2 separate regions of the Homo sapiens genome follow, and region 1 is linked to region 2. The links are chromatin contacts, found by Hi-C or POLR2A ChIA-PET in ENCODE. All regions are on one chromosome and are shown on one strand. The core of a region is the stretch at or near the end of the contact, and the rest is flanking DNA. Distances in the headings are between cores, read along the strand shown. Region 1 overlaps ADGRL3 (adhesion G protein-coupled receptor L3). Region 2 overlaps ADGRL3 (adhesion G protein-coupled receptor L3).

The links. Hi-C counts contacts between places; a loop is a spot of excess contacts on that map. ChIA-PET counts read pairs that join two places held with the same protein, here RNA polymerase II (POLR2A). Pooled maps may share reads with other maps.
Region 1: a map of mammary epithelial cell shows a loop between it and region 2 (5-fold over the local background). The contact joins two enhancer-like sites. A Hi-C loop is called at or near these places in 3 of 168 maps with a recorded cell type or tissue (HepG2, breast epithelium and mammary epithelial cell) and 1 of 50 pooled maps. POLR2A ChIA-PET finds 5 or more read pairs at or near these places in 3 of 52 experiments (BJ, MCF 10A and WTC11).

The regions. Positions count from the first base shown.
Region 1 is chr4:61,460,365-61,468,147 of GRCh38, forward strand. The region is part of intron 2 of ADGRL3 (adhesion G protein-coupled receptor L3); the gene reads left to right. Among named protein-coding and RNA genes, the nearest start is that of ADGRL3, 260 kb to the left of the region's middle. Within about 2 kb of position 2,352, at least 3 of the 41 ENCODE cell types and tissues checked have a DNase peak (open chromatin) inside an H3K27ac peak, as active enhancers do; they include mammary epithelial cell, where a contact is called at or near this core.
Region 2 is chr4:61,424,014-61,431,213 of GRCh38, forward strand. All of the region lies in intron 2 of ADGRL3 (adhesion G protein-coupled receptor L3), which reads left to right. Among named protein-coding and RNA genes, the nearest start is that of ADGRL3, 230 kb to the left of the region's middle. Within about 2 kb of position 4,283, at least 2 of the 41 ENCODE cell types and tissues checked have a DNase peak (open chromatin) inside an H3K27ac peak, as active enhancers do; they include mammary epithelial cell, where a contact is called at or near this core.

The DNA.
Region 1 (7,783 bases), core at 1,102-3,601, 34 kb after region 2:
CATAAAAGGGAATGAAATTCTGTCATTTGCAGCAACATAGATGGAACTGGAGTTTATTATATTAAGTGAAATAAGCCAAGCACACCAAGACAAATATCACATTTTCACTGACATGTGGAAAGGTTGATTTCATGGAGGTAGAGAGTAGAATGATAATTAACAGAGACAGGGAAGGGTGGGAGGGGGATGAAGAGAGGTTGATTAATGAGTGTATTAGTCAGTTCCCATGCTGCTAATAAAGACATACCCGAGACTGGGTAATATATAAAGAAAAAGGGGTTTAGTATACTCACAGTTCCACATGGCTGGGGAGGCCTCACAATCATGGTGGAAGGCAAAGGAGGAGAAAGGCATATCTTTCATGGCAGCAGGCAAGAGAGAAGCCAAGCAAAAGGGGAAACCCTTTATAAAACCATCAGATCGGCCAGGCGCAGTGGCTCATGCCTGTAATCCCAGCACTTTGGGAGGCCGAGGTGGGCAGATCACCTGAGATCAGAAGTTCAAGACCAGCCTGGCCAACAATGGTGAAACCCTGTCTCTACTAAAAATACAAAAATTAGCCAGGCGCGGTGGCAGGCACCTGTAATCCCAGCTACTCGGGAGGCTGAGGCAGGAGAATTGCTTGAGCCTGGGAGGCAGAGGTTTCAGTGAGTGGAGATTGCACCAGTGCACTCCAGCCTGGGTGACAGAGTGAGACTACATCAAAAAAACAAAACAAAACAAAACAAAGCCATCACATCTCGTGAGACTTATTCATTACCACGAGAACAGTATTGGAAACTGCCTACATGATTGAATTATCTCCCACTGGGTCCCTCCCACAATACGTGGGAATTATGGGAGCTACAATTCAATATGAGATTTCGGTGGGGACACAGCAAACCATACCAGTTAGTACCAACAAACAGTTAGATAGAAGTAATAAATTCTAGTGTTTGACAACACAGTGAGGTGACTTTAATCAGCTTTATAGTATATTGTATATATCAATATAGCTAAAAGACAAGATTTGAAATGTTCTCAATACAAAGAAATAATAAGTGTTTGAGGTGATGGATGTCCTAAATACTCTGATTTGATTATTACACATTGTATGCATATAGCAAAATAACATATATACTCTCTAAATATGTACAATTATTTTGTATCAATAAATAAATATAGAAATATTCATATAAACAAATATTCTTATACGCCAAAAATATATCTTAAAGAAAAATGGTTATTTCTCAAAAACAATGTGTATTTACTAACAAAATGTATAAATTTTATGTCACAGAAAAAAGTGAATTTTAGTTTATCAGCTCATGTTCTATTGTGTATGAATTATATTTATAAACTCATCACATGAAATATTAGGGACACAAAAGCAACCTCATTAGCCACCATATTGAAAGGATCTATAGAAACACTGTTGTGTAACAAATAAGACCCAGGCTGGATCAATGACTTACTCCAAGATTACAGCCAGTTTCAGTCCCATGCCTCTTAGCTGGAATGTGTCAGCTCAGAAATGCATTCTTATTTTTTTTAATTAATCTACCCAGAAAGACTGCCTTTTCCTAATTACTTAAAATAGTTAATTACAAAATTCAAACAAAAGCACTGAAACATCTTAAGCACTTTTTATTAACTGTACAAGAGGTAAAATAAAAATGTAATATTTATACATGTAATTAAATAGCATCTTGTTATAAAATTTAAACCTGACCTTTCATTTTAATAGCCCTTTTGCAAACCTGGTAATCTCCACTGAATGCATAAATGGAGACAAGAAGAAACAATAACCCCAGTGTTTCCTATTTGGGCTGAATTTAGAATTAGAGTAAGTTACAGCCTATGTATTGAGATTTCAGGGGAGCCAGAAAGCTTCTGGATCCACTAATCTCTTACTTTGCTCTTGCATGAAATCTACATTAAGATCAAATCTTGTCTTTTATTAAAATACATATGCTCTTGGGAAAGATAACAACTCGAGTCACAGCAGAACTTTAGGTGAGGGGGCTTTTCTCATTACTTTCTTATTCTGGCAGGTAAGAAGTCAGAGTTTGAGGAAAAGGGGCTTGTAAAGGAGAAGGAAAATATTAGATTGGAGACAATAGCTCCAGAATAGGAGAGACTGGGTGGTGATCTTCTGGATATGTTGGGCTTGGTTTCATCTTGTTCACATGAGTCAGCAGAAAAATATGTACTAAAACATAATAAACTAAAGATATGATGACTTGATCGTGCTACTTTCCCTTAATAAATTATCTAAGTGTCAGTTAACAGAGGTCGTAATAGAGCTGAGTATTTTAGGCAAATAAAAAAACTACAGAAAGAGAAGACTTATGAAAAGTTATATTGATAGTTTTACTTTAAACTTGGCCAAGTATATTGGGCAATCAGCCTAGCCAGGCATTACGGTGTTACTCAGGATAAGCAGCTATTGTTCCATGTGTGTAATGGATATACAGTACCTGATTCTTGGCAAAAGGAAGAGAACCAAAGCTAAATAGCCCAATCCCTGCATCAAAGAGATTAAGGATTAGTCATGTTTGGGCCTAGTCAGAACTGTTTCAACAGCCCAGTGCTCAGATGTTTGCTTTTTTCCACCTCCAAGGTCTCTGCTAGAAAAATAAAAGACCAGTTACAGATCTAACAGTCTTCTAAAGGTGAAATAGGTTAAAAGTAAAGTGAATATAGAAAATAACAAAAGGATCAGATGTGGCTCCTCTTAATTTTCCTAGTTTCTAGATATGGTTAAAGGGGAGGAGCAAGGGGTGTGTGTAATGACCTGCAATAGTCAGACATAGTTATACTAAAATGCATTTGTTGTTCATCTGAAGTTCAAATTTCACGGAATAGCCTTCTATATTCGTCTGTTCTCACATAGGTATAAAAAACTACCTGAGACTGGGTAATTTAGGGAGAAAAGGAGTTTAGTTGACTCACAGTTCCACAGGCTGTACAGGAAGCATGGCTAGCAGGTCTCAGGAAACTTAACAATCATGGCAGAAGGCGAAGGGGAAGCAAGCACATCTTCACATGGCAAAGCAGCAGAGACAAAGTGAAGGGAGAAGTGCTGCAGACTTTTAACAACCAGATCTCTTGAAAACTCACTCACTATCATGAGAAGAGCAAGGGGGAAATCTGCCCCATGATCCAGTCACCTACCATCAGTCCCTCCCCCAACACTGAGAATTACAACTGGACATGAGATTTGGGTGGGGACATAGAGCCAAACCATATCACCTTAGTTTTTTCTTTTTTACATGCTAAATGTGGCAATCCTACTTTAAGGGCACAACACTCTAAAATTTTATCAGTGATACATTGAAAAGAAAAAATACAGGAAGATAATAAATATGGTACTTTACCTTGAAAAATACCTGAAGTTTGCTGTGGAAGTGGGTGTCAGCTTGTGAGTTATTATGAGGACGGGGTGGGTATGAGGGTTATCTGAAATTAAACAAAAGTTGTAACACCAGATGTGGATGGTCATGGATCACAACATACACAGTGAATGGAAGTAGCTGGTACATACTTGAAGGTGTGTTTGTGCATTTTGTGTATTTTTCTGCAACTTGGTTCAGTAGGGTTCAGATTTCTTTGAACACTTACTGCAGGGCTCAACAGACATTCCCCAAAGGGCCAGAGAATATCTCTATTACAACTACGCACATCTACTTAACACATGAAAGCAGCCAAAGGCAATTAATAAAAAATGGTTTGGTTGTCTTCCAATAAAACTTTATTTACAAAAACAGGCCACCTACCAGGTTTGCATAGTTTGTAGATCCATGACTTAGTGCTTCTTGCCTATAAAAGCTCACATAGCAAATGGAAAAGTAGCGTTATCCTCATATAATTCCCTAACACATCAGTTGCTTTGGAACAAATTTACATTTTCAAAACAAGTGTTGTAGCAGAACTGACTATAGTTTTTAAAAGTTTGGCATGTTAGAATAAAGGGGTATATAGGCATATGGCAAAAGGGTGAAACTCAAGAGTCATTAATGTCTGTCTTAAGAATGTAAATGTGCAGAGTTGTTAGCTGGGACATGCTAAATCAGGCTCCCTCAATTGACCAGGATTTTTTCATTTCTAAAATTTAACTTTTGATCTGTATTGTTTCTTTATATGATATTTTGAAATATTAATTTACTCCAGAAATCTCTTGCATTTAATTCAGACTTTTAGAAAATTTTTTAATTAAAGTTTGAAAATCAGAGTCTTTAAAGTATGTTTCTATTATTAAAAAATAATACATAACTAATATGGCAATTTCTACATAGTCTATATGACATAATACCCATTTTAACGTTAGGATCAGGAACATGAATTGCATATAACTGATATGGAAGATATTCTTCAGTTTTGACCATTTGATTTGAAATTGCTTCATATTTTATGCAAAGTATTTGTTAATTATCTGTTCCCCAGAAAATTAGTTAAGGATGAAGCACATAAATTCATTTTCACTTTACTGCCTCTTCTCAGTCAATGGGTTGTATTTAGGGCATATTGCCTGAATGCTTCTGGCAATTCAACAGGCACATTAGTCAGCAGAACATTATAACCGTTTCTCTTACATCCCTACCTTCTGAATCTCAAACTGAACCAAAAAACTCTGGGGTCTCCTTCAGAAATGTCCATGATAAATTGTTTTGCTCAGGAATGGGGTCCCGATGCTCAACCACGGGATCCTGATGTCAGAGTATATTGGGAAAATAAATTTAAGTGAATTTAAAATATTGTGACTATTTCAGAAGACCCACATAGTTGATGAAAAAGCCTAGTTAATGCAGCAGTTTAAAGTATTTTGTATATCAATTAAAATATCTTTAGGTACATTTAGTTTATAAGCATAGACGTAAGAAAGTATACAAATACAAGAATATGCCCAAACTTTAAATACCATTTCATTTATTATTAAATATTTTGCCATATTAAAGTTAGTATAGCATGTCCAAAAGAAGATGGGTAGGCTTTCATGAAATATTTGTGAGAAGTTTTAAAAATAGTTCGTATAGTTCTTAGAAATTGCTTCATTCTAGTTACTCAGCTCTGAGTTACTCAACTCCAACACAATACACAGAATTATGTCTAAATATAATTGAGATACAATTGCAAAGCCATATTGGTCCTCATTCTATTAATAATCAAAATGAATTTATATTGTATTTTACCAAAAGAAAAAAATATACTTTCTACCTATGTCTTCTATTTTTTAAATTAAATGTTAAAAGAAAATATGCAATAATTACTAGAATGTGTATATTTCTGACTGCTAAATGATAAGAATTTTGTCTAAAATTAATTTTTCTGTTGATAAGTTTGTCCAACATGGACAAACCAACATAGTTTATCTTGGATACTTGGACTGACTCTGGATTTTAAAATTATATATAAATATATATATATATATATATCTTATATGGAATATATATTTTCGTTATATAATCATAACAAAATAAAAATAATCCAACTCATGGCTGGGCGCAGTGTCTCACGCCTGTAACCCGAGGACTTGGGGAGGCCTATGCGGGTGGATTGCCTGAACTCAGGTGTTCGAGACCAGCTTGGACAACTCCGTGAAACACCCTCTGTACTCGAATACAAAACATTAGCTAGACGTGGCAGCATGTACTTGTAATCCCAGCTACTCAGGAGGCTGAGACAGGAGAATCACTTGAACTCGGGAGGCGGATGTTGCAGTGAGCCCAGAGTGCCATTGCACTCCAGCTCTGGGCGACAGAGCAAGACTCCATCTCAAAAATAATAAATAAATAAAATAAATAAATAAACAAACAATCCAACTCACTTTTAATGTGAAAACTTGAGAGTATTTTAAAGTTGATAGTAACATTTAAAATAATTTCCACTACCTGTTTCCTTTCAATCTAATTTCTAGATTATCCCCAATAATATCAGAATACAAATTTTAGAAAAATTGTCGTCTCTAAAATGACTGCAAAATGTATATTAACTCAGCATACGCTTTTGCTATATGAAAAGATAGCTTTTCAAAAGCCCTAAACATTTTGTATTATTAGTATTTAATATAGGTACCAAGAATAAAATGTTCATTCTATAATTCCATTGTAGAAATTATACTTTGTCTGGTTTGCTAGAGCAGGAGGATGCATAAATCAGATTATGCATGAATGTATTTTACATTTCCTTATTCACGCCATTATATTGCCAAAGAGTGGACCTGGTACTATTTGGAAAATTAAATATCGTCAGGAGATTGTAAGTTGTATGAGGTCAGAGATTTTTCCTGTTTTGTTCCTGCTCTGTTTTAAGACGTACCATGTATGGTGCAAAGTAGGCACTCAATAAATATTTGTTGAATGAATGAACACCATCTTTCTGTGCTGATTAAACCAATAATACTTTGGAAAATTCTATTGTATATCAATTAATAAAATGGGATTAAAAATCAAACAAACTGCAGCTTGAAGGTCAGCTTTGGTTATTTTAGACAAGCTCCTAGAATTTTTTTTTTATCTTGAGTGGCCACATTAATGAAATGTGGATGCTGATACCTAAATTATAAAACTATTGTTAAGATTTAATGAAAAAAATATGCTACAAGTATTTAGCCAAATGCACAAAACATGGAAACTACACATTTTTAAAGTAGCTATTAAAAGTAACTATGTATGAATTGATTTATTCATCAATATGTGATAAGTACTTGTGACACCAAGCTCTGACTTAGGTCTTGTGGAGGCTGAAAATAATAGGACGCAAGCTGAAGGAGTTCAGAATCAAGCAGAAAGAACAATTATGTAAACAACTAATTATAATACCAATGTTTTTAATGTTCATAAGAGAAGTGTAAACATTAAAATGTTAAGGCATGCATTTTATTTTAGATATGTTTTGTTTCAATCTCTTTTGAACATCAATGTCAAAGCTTGTTGAGCTTCCTTAAAGCACGTGATAATATTACCGTTCCACTTGACATTCACGTTCTATTCTTGGAATTAATTTTATGGTACTATAAATCATAAATTTAAAGTTTCAATGCTTAATATAGGGTCTGATACTCTAGAAATATATGTTGAATGTTGAATAAAAGAACAAGTTAATGAGAAGTCTGATTGCATTTCAGATGTGGGTGTGTGTGTGTGTGAGAGAGAGAGAGAGAGATGAAGGGAGGGAGGGAGAGAAATAAGTGAAGACTGAGACAGATATAGATGAAAAATAATAACTTTAAAAACTGTGTCCATGAAAAGCATTCTCATTTAAAGTAGAAACACTCTGAAGTGGATATGATCTCTGGTTTTCTTATCAAAGTTTGTGTGAATATAGGTAAATCACCTCATAATTATATGATACCTTATTATCCTGTTTGTAAAGTTTGATTAATTTTCAGTAGTACAGATGAAATAATTATCCTTAATTTAAGAAATTAAATATTGATGCAAAATGCCTAACTACATCATATTACTTGTTCTTTTCTTCAAACATCTGTTACTATCCTTATAAAATATTGCTTTTTAAGAATTCACATCTTAATGGTCCTATGTATGTATAACATACAATAATTTGGCATTAAGTAATTTAACCTATATAAACTGATGTTCTGACAAATTTATACACATGTTGCTTTCTTTTATTTGTGTGCTAGGGTAGCAATAAATAACCATTCTCTAACAGGCTTTCCCCTGTAGACTTCATTGTTGTAAAAATCGCTTTAGGCCCACAGCTCTTTAAATCATTGCAGTCTGTATTGCAACAGGTGGCTGCAAAGGAATTAAACATAAAAGGAAATAAAAGCAATGTAAAA
Region 2 (7,200 bases), core at 3,033-5,532:
TGTCAGGTTTTAACCTGAGCTGGGGTCCAAAGGGAGTTGATGGACAGGTGGTGGGTAATTGAAAGAACACTCAGGGGGTGAAGGGGCATAGGCAGGTGGGACATGGCTTTATTATACGCTGTCCCTCACAGTGTCAGTGATACATTTATGCACTTCACAGACAACAGTGGCTCAGAGTCAGGTGATGAGCCGACTCATAACATGGTAGCATAACTGTGATTATATAATGCATGGGATTGTGCACCTGCGCTCTAATCCTGCTGCATCATGCTGTAACAGATGTTTACCTTGGCCTACTCTTGACTGCCGCACAGCCATTTTCCTTACACTCCACCCCCTAGGCTGAGGGGGTCCTCTTAGTGGGGAAACTTGCCCACACGGTGGCACCCTGGACCCATAGGCCACAGCAGTAATACAAGAAGCAACAACCTACTACTAATATCCCTGTTACGCTCCCCATGATTATCAGGGCCCAACGTAGGCCAGAGCTCAGGGATGCCCACCATCTCTGTGGGGGGTCATTAGTAAGGCTCTCAACTGCTTCAACCTCCTGTGCCATCTCTTGCAAGGCTGCTATTATGTTTTGTTGATTTTCTGGAATAAATGTACAACATTGTGTCCCTATAAGGGCACAGATGCCACCTTGGGCAGCTTACTATATCTAAGGCCATCCAGTTTTGCAGCACCATCTTTCATCTTTCTGGTTTGATCAACCTCATTGGTTAACAGGAGGAGGGTGACTTGGGTGTAATTCAGGGGCCAAGCTGTGTGCTCTGCAAGGGCTGTAACCTGTGTTTCTACAGTAATGACACCTGCTCCAGGGATGGTCAAAGCTAAGGGGTAGAGCCACCAAGGGGCTTGCAGCACTTGCAAAAAGTGGGAACGTAGCACCTCCCAGTTGTGTGGGCATCTAGGCAATGTGGGAAGCACAGTGGCAGGCACAAAGGCCATCCCCAGGTACAAGGGCCAGTCCAGTTCACTGGTGCATATGGCCATTCCATGTCTCCACAGACCCATAAACTCCCAGGGGGCACAAAGTCCATTGGAGCTTGACGTTGATGAGGCCACCTATTCCACTACACCCTTGGTGTGGTGATATATGTTATATTTGTGCAGGCTATGGTGGGCAAATACCCCATGTTGACACCATCCCATTGTTGCTGTATACATCGTGGTACCTGTGGGGTGGGGGCACTATGTGTTCCCCTGCTAACCAGCCCCATTCATCATAGACATTACAGGTCAGCCAGGGGTTGAGCATGTCATAGGTTTTGCCATGCCCCCTATCCAAAGTTTACCATTTCACATTCCAGGCATCGCCCATGGGACCCCAAGTCTCTAGCCATGTCCAGTTCTCCATAGAAGCTAAGTGTATGTGGCAGGGCAAGCCGTCCATAGCTGCTGCTGGAAGGGTGGTGCAGATCCTACAGTTGGAAAGATTAGTCACCTCAGCATAGGTGTGGGCCCATTTCACAATGCTTTTGCAGCATGTCAATCTATGGTCGAAACGACAAAGCAGGCACAGGTACTAACAAGGATGAATCATGCCCTTCAGGCAAAATACAGGCTAACCATTCATTTCTGGTAGCTGCCAGTGGCTTCTGCCCAGGGTGGTGCTCCCCATGGTTCCTTTGGGTCCTCTATCTGTGCTAAAGTTACTGGGGAGCTCATATTAGGCCACACAGATGGTACAGATGTCCCACAGAGGAGGGTTCCTTCCCTGGCCATTCCCCTATGAACAGTCATTCACGGAGGCCATATATTAAATACCCAAGGAGTGACATGTAAATCACACAGTAGGCCCTCCCCCCTGGGGCTATGGTAGCCAACCATCTGCAATGGGCCTTCGAGAGTCCATGGCCAAAGCCAGGTTTTTTGTTATCCTGCCTTTAGGTGCATTGAGGCAGGCAACAGCAGATTACCATTCGTCCCCATATCTAGTGAGAGGAGGTCATCCTTGGTGTCTGTATCTGTAACTGAATGGAGGCAGTGGCCCAGTGTAGAAGTGCCCCACTGGGGCTGGGCCACCTTTCTGTGGCTGTTCATTCAAGGTTTGGAGCATCAGGTCCAACCTTGAACTACAGCCCCACAAAGGCAGGAGAATAACATGCAAATGTAATTCATTTTCCATAAGTCTTGCCACATGGCGTGGCTCCAAATGAGTTGGTGACCAACTAGCCAATTCGGTAATTTCCAGGTAGTTAACCACAAGATTGGGCCCTGGTAAACTGCCCATCTATTGGTGCAGATTGCCATAGGTGTCTCCTTCTTGGTGATCACCATCCACACTGCTCTGAGTTCAGCCCACTGACTACTTTGTCCACACCTGATAACAAATCATATGGTGTCAGTACTAGGCTGGACCGCAACAGCAGTCCAGGAAGCAGTCGCACCCTGGCTGGACCCATCCATATGCCATGCCCCATCGGGAATGGGGGGGTGCCCCTCTCCTACAGAGTCAGCAGTACAGTTATGTTTTTCACTTTCACTGACTGGCCTCCATAGCCGTCTATGTATGCAGCCTTGCCTGGAAACTTATCTAGGTTCCCATAGACGAGGCTACACTCTGCACCAGCATTTACCAATGCCAACACTGGGGAGAGTGGATTGCCAGTTCCACATATGGCCTCTGGTCATCTGGTTTCCCCCCAAGCCAGGCACCTTGGCCAGTTCCCTAATCAAACACAAAAGGCTCTTTACCTCCACCCACCTTCAAGTAGTCTTTGAGCTGGAGCATCCTGGTGGAACTGGGTCGAGCAACATCATCCTGCCCCGTCTTGGGCATTTTCTGGAATTGCTGCTCTGGGGACAATTGCCTCCACAAAGTTAACAGCACTTCACTGGGTTGCCTATCAGTTTTATCTCGGTCAACCCCAGCCCAAATCAAGTCAATTCCCATCTGTGTGCAGGTCACCCACTGGGGCGGTTTTTTGTCCCACGAGGTGGCCCCTGTGGAAGGGGTACCTTCCCCTTTTTTATGGCACAAAGTCCCTGGTCCTGCCAATGGCCCTCTGCTTCTCTGAGGGCCACCATGGCAGTAGTCATCTCATGTATGCAGTGCCCCATGTACAGAGTAAGGACAGTGGCCAGAGAGCCGAAAGCACTCAGGGGTGCAGAGCTCAACACAAGTTCCCTCATGTGGGAGGGAAAGCATTCAACATATGGCCCTCAGGTATTTAAATCAAACAAAACTTGCCACATACCCATTTCCTGAATTACCTGCACCAGCTCTGCATATGAATGCCATTTACTCACAGTTTTTGGTATTTCTCTGGCATTGTTCCATACCATTCTATGACAGCCATCAGCCATTCAGTCAGGGTGTGGTCGCCTCGCCCCTGTGTTAACCGCCTGCTCACCTGCAATCGCTGTTGGAGGGATGGGTCATAATGGAGGCCAACTTTTCCATTTCAGAGGCAGAGCAGACAATACCATCAGCTCCCTCATCCAAAAGGCAAAGCATCCAGGTAGATAGGGGTTCCCCCATGCACTGCTGACACTGTTTACCTAATTTATGCAAGTCAGTTGGGGTATAGGCACTGTATGACATGTGCTCCACCACAGTAGGAGGTCCCTGAACCCCCACGCCCTGGGGCCCCAGTGGCTGTTCCTGCTCTATTTTCTGACGGACCACTGGGTGAGCCTGCAGTGGAGGTTCTTCCTCCTTGGTATCAGACCTGGCGGGGGTCTCTGACTGGGATGGCTGGCCCAGGCCCACACTAGTGGCAGGCCCTAATTCTCGTTTCAAGCTGTATGTCCGGATCTCCAGGCGCTCTGCTTGACCCTGGAGGTCCCTTACCTGAGCTGTATCCCTCAGGGACTGAGTGTGCACTTCCTGTAGCACAGTCAAAAACGCCCATCCAACTCTGCCGGCAAAGGCTCGCTCCTTTTCAGTGCTCTGTGCTTCAAAGTGCTTCAGCGCCTTCTCCATGGTCATGGGAGACCCGTCCACCATCACCCGTGTTTTCACCGGGGCCCATCTGAGCAGGAAGGCTGCCACAAGGTAACACAACCCATGCTGAGACCACATAGCTGACCCAGGACCATCAGGGGCTGAGGACTCACTCACCTCGGAATCCTGTTGACTACGCCAATTATCAGGTTCCAACCTGAGCTGGGGTCCAAGGGGAGTGGGTGAATGGATGGCAGGTAGTTGAAACAACACTCGGGGGGCCGTAGGCAGGTGGGACATGGCTTTATTATGCACCACCCCTCACAGTGTCAGTGATACATTTATGCACTTCATAGACAATAGTGGCTCAGAGCCAGGTGGTGAGCCCACTCATAACATGGTTACATAACTGTGGTTATATAATGCAAGGGATTGTGCACCTGTGCTCCAACCCTGCTGTGTCATGCTATGCCAGATGTTTACCTTGGCCTACTCTTGACTGCTGCACAGCCATTTTCCTTACAGCGACAGAAGATAACATTAAAGGGAATGTTAAGGAAAGACCATCAATAGTTTCAAAGGCTACCAAAATTAGATCTGAAAAAATTCTAGTGCCAGAAAATTAGTTTATATTCAAATATTGAGAGACAGTGTATATAACTTACTAGGTAAGAGTAGATTCAGGAGTGTGTTGTCTGTTTCTGCCACTTACCGGCTATGTGATTTGGTAGTTATGTCATGCCTAGCCTCAGTTTTCTCATCTGTAAAATTGGAGTGATAATAGTGGCCACTTCATGAATACATCATGAGTATTAAATGAATTAATATTTGTGAAATGCTTAGCCGGTATCTGTAACATAGACCTATCTAACTGTATCTCTGTAACTATCATATATCTCACATGTTCTGGATATCTAGCTATCATTTATCTATCTATCTATCTATCTATCTATCTATCTATCTATCTATATCATCTATCTATCTATATCATCTATCTATCTATCTATCTATCTATCTATCTATCTATCTATCTATCTGTCATTCCAGATAAATATATGTGTATCTTATATAATTATGGCTTAATGAAAAAAAGCATTTTTCATTGAAATAATCTATTATAAATATAGATATTGGTAGGAAGATGTGGTTACAAACCCAGGTATAATTTTACTCCAAAGCTTGTATTCTGTTCTCCAGGAAAACACTGTCCAATGTTTGCTTACAGTTTTGTTAGCACAGCCAACAATCACAGTATTGTTTGAGAACATAAACCAGCTCAGATTGAGAAATTAGAGACAGTGATAGGATATTGAAGCTTGACAATTGTCAAAAAAGTATTGCTAGTAAATGACAAAGTAAATATTCATATCTGAATCTAAAAGAACACAACCCTTGAGTTGTTTTCATTGCACCATGTTGCCTACCTAGAAAAGAAAGGTGGGTAGAAAGCAAACTTAAAAGTTAAAGGTGAAAGAATCAGTCATACCTTAAGTAAATATTGGAGAGACAAGATGCTTTGGATGATTGTCTTCATCAGTATGTGAATTCATGTATTATGTATCTTTTTATATCCCAAAGAACTACAATGATAATTGTACAGTTGATGTAATTGAATTGGAATTAACCCCCCACTTCTGTAGCTTAGACTTGGAGGAAAATGATTATAGAGTTTTATCAGTTTATTCCTTTTCTCTTTGAATATCAGCAAGCTCTATAAATTTTCATGTACATAATTGTAAAAGGTCAATAAATGATTACATTTTTTGTAGGCATTGTGATTTAAGAAATCCAGATAATAACTTCCCTAAGTATTAGATATTCAGAGACTCTAAAGTTATTATAAATTGCAGTTTAGAAATATGGATGGGAAATAGTCATGTTAATTAGGAAGATACACTTGGAAATGAAGTAATTTTTTAAGGTAATTTCCTTGGTGAGTGCTTTACTGATAGCTTGAATTTATTTACCACACAGATGTCATAATAAAATAGGTATTTATGGGGTAGTTTTTAATTAGAAATAATGGCTTCTAGAGTTAAAGTGATGAATCATTTTATCCATATATTGGCTTAAGTGGCCCTAATGAAAGATGATCCCATCAACAGTTTTGGACTATCCTAACTGAATGCTTTATCTTCTAAAACATAGCAAAATCTGTACTGCATTTCAAACTCTACATCGACAATGAGATACAAAGATAATCAAAATATTAACCTGTGCTTTGGAAACAAACAGGTAATGTTGCCTTTCATCATAACTGAAGCACTTTATAAATTAATAGAAAAATATCCTATATGGCTACATATTTCTAAATGTAAATGGGATTGGAAGAGAATCAACCAACCTTGTCAAATTTATGAGCATGAGTGCAATAGTCTAGCTGATGAGATGGCTTTGCAGGTATGAAGGATATGTCATTCAGAAGGACACATTGATTCAAGTTAGTTCTTTTCTGTTTGTTTGCATTTAATTATGTCCTAAAAGGATTGGTATAGAGAATAAAATATACATGAACTAGCACTTCTGATTTATAAAAGTATATCAATGACATTTCAATTTAAAGTACCACCACTGTACAGAGAGTAAGACACTGTACATGCAACTTGCATTAACAATATTGAATTCAAATGAAAATTTATTTCTATTTTTCATTCTTCTTTTAGCCAATATATTTTATTCCTACTGAAATGTACATTTTAACATCGGTTGTACTTAAAACCCACAATCAATAAAACTGAGAAACAAATATACATAAATAAAACTTGACAAAATATACCTAATTTCTTTCCTTGTTCATCCCTTATTCAGGGAATGGTGTTTCTCATTGCCCCTTATATAATATGGGGTTGAGAAATTAAATTCACCACTAAATGACTATGTAGAATTAAATTTTTTGTGAGTGCAACACATATCTGATATGCTGATATCAGAATATATTCTCCTGCATATTTTGGTATTAAGGATAGTAGAGGTTTAGTGATAACATTATAACCTCAAGTTCAGGAAAGCTTCAAGGTGGTTGTTAAAAGAGTAATGAGTCTTAAATGATAGTTTCATAATCAATGTCTTTGATGTACAAATAGTCATTGATTGTTACTAATATCTCTTTTCCTTCCATAGGTCTTGACCTTTCCCTAAAGTATGAGCCAGAGCTAGAGTAAGATAGATAGTTGCTTCCTTTAATTTTAAATTTCTTATTATAACCATGATCATCATCACTTCTAACCAAAGAAAAAAGGTAGCTTGGGGATGTAATCTCTTTATAGACTCCGTCTTTTTAATGGAAACAATCTATCCTTGTGAGGAAT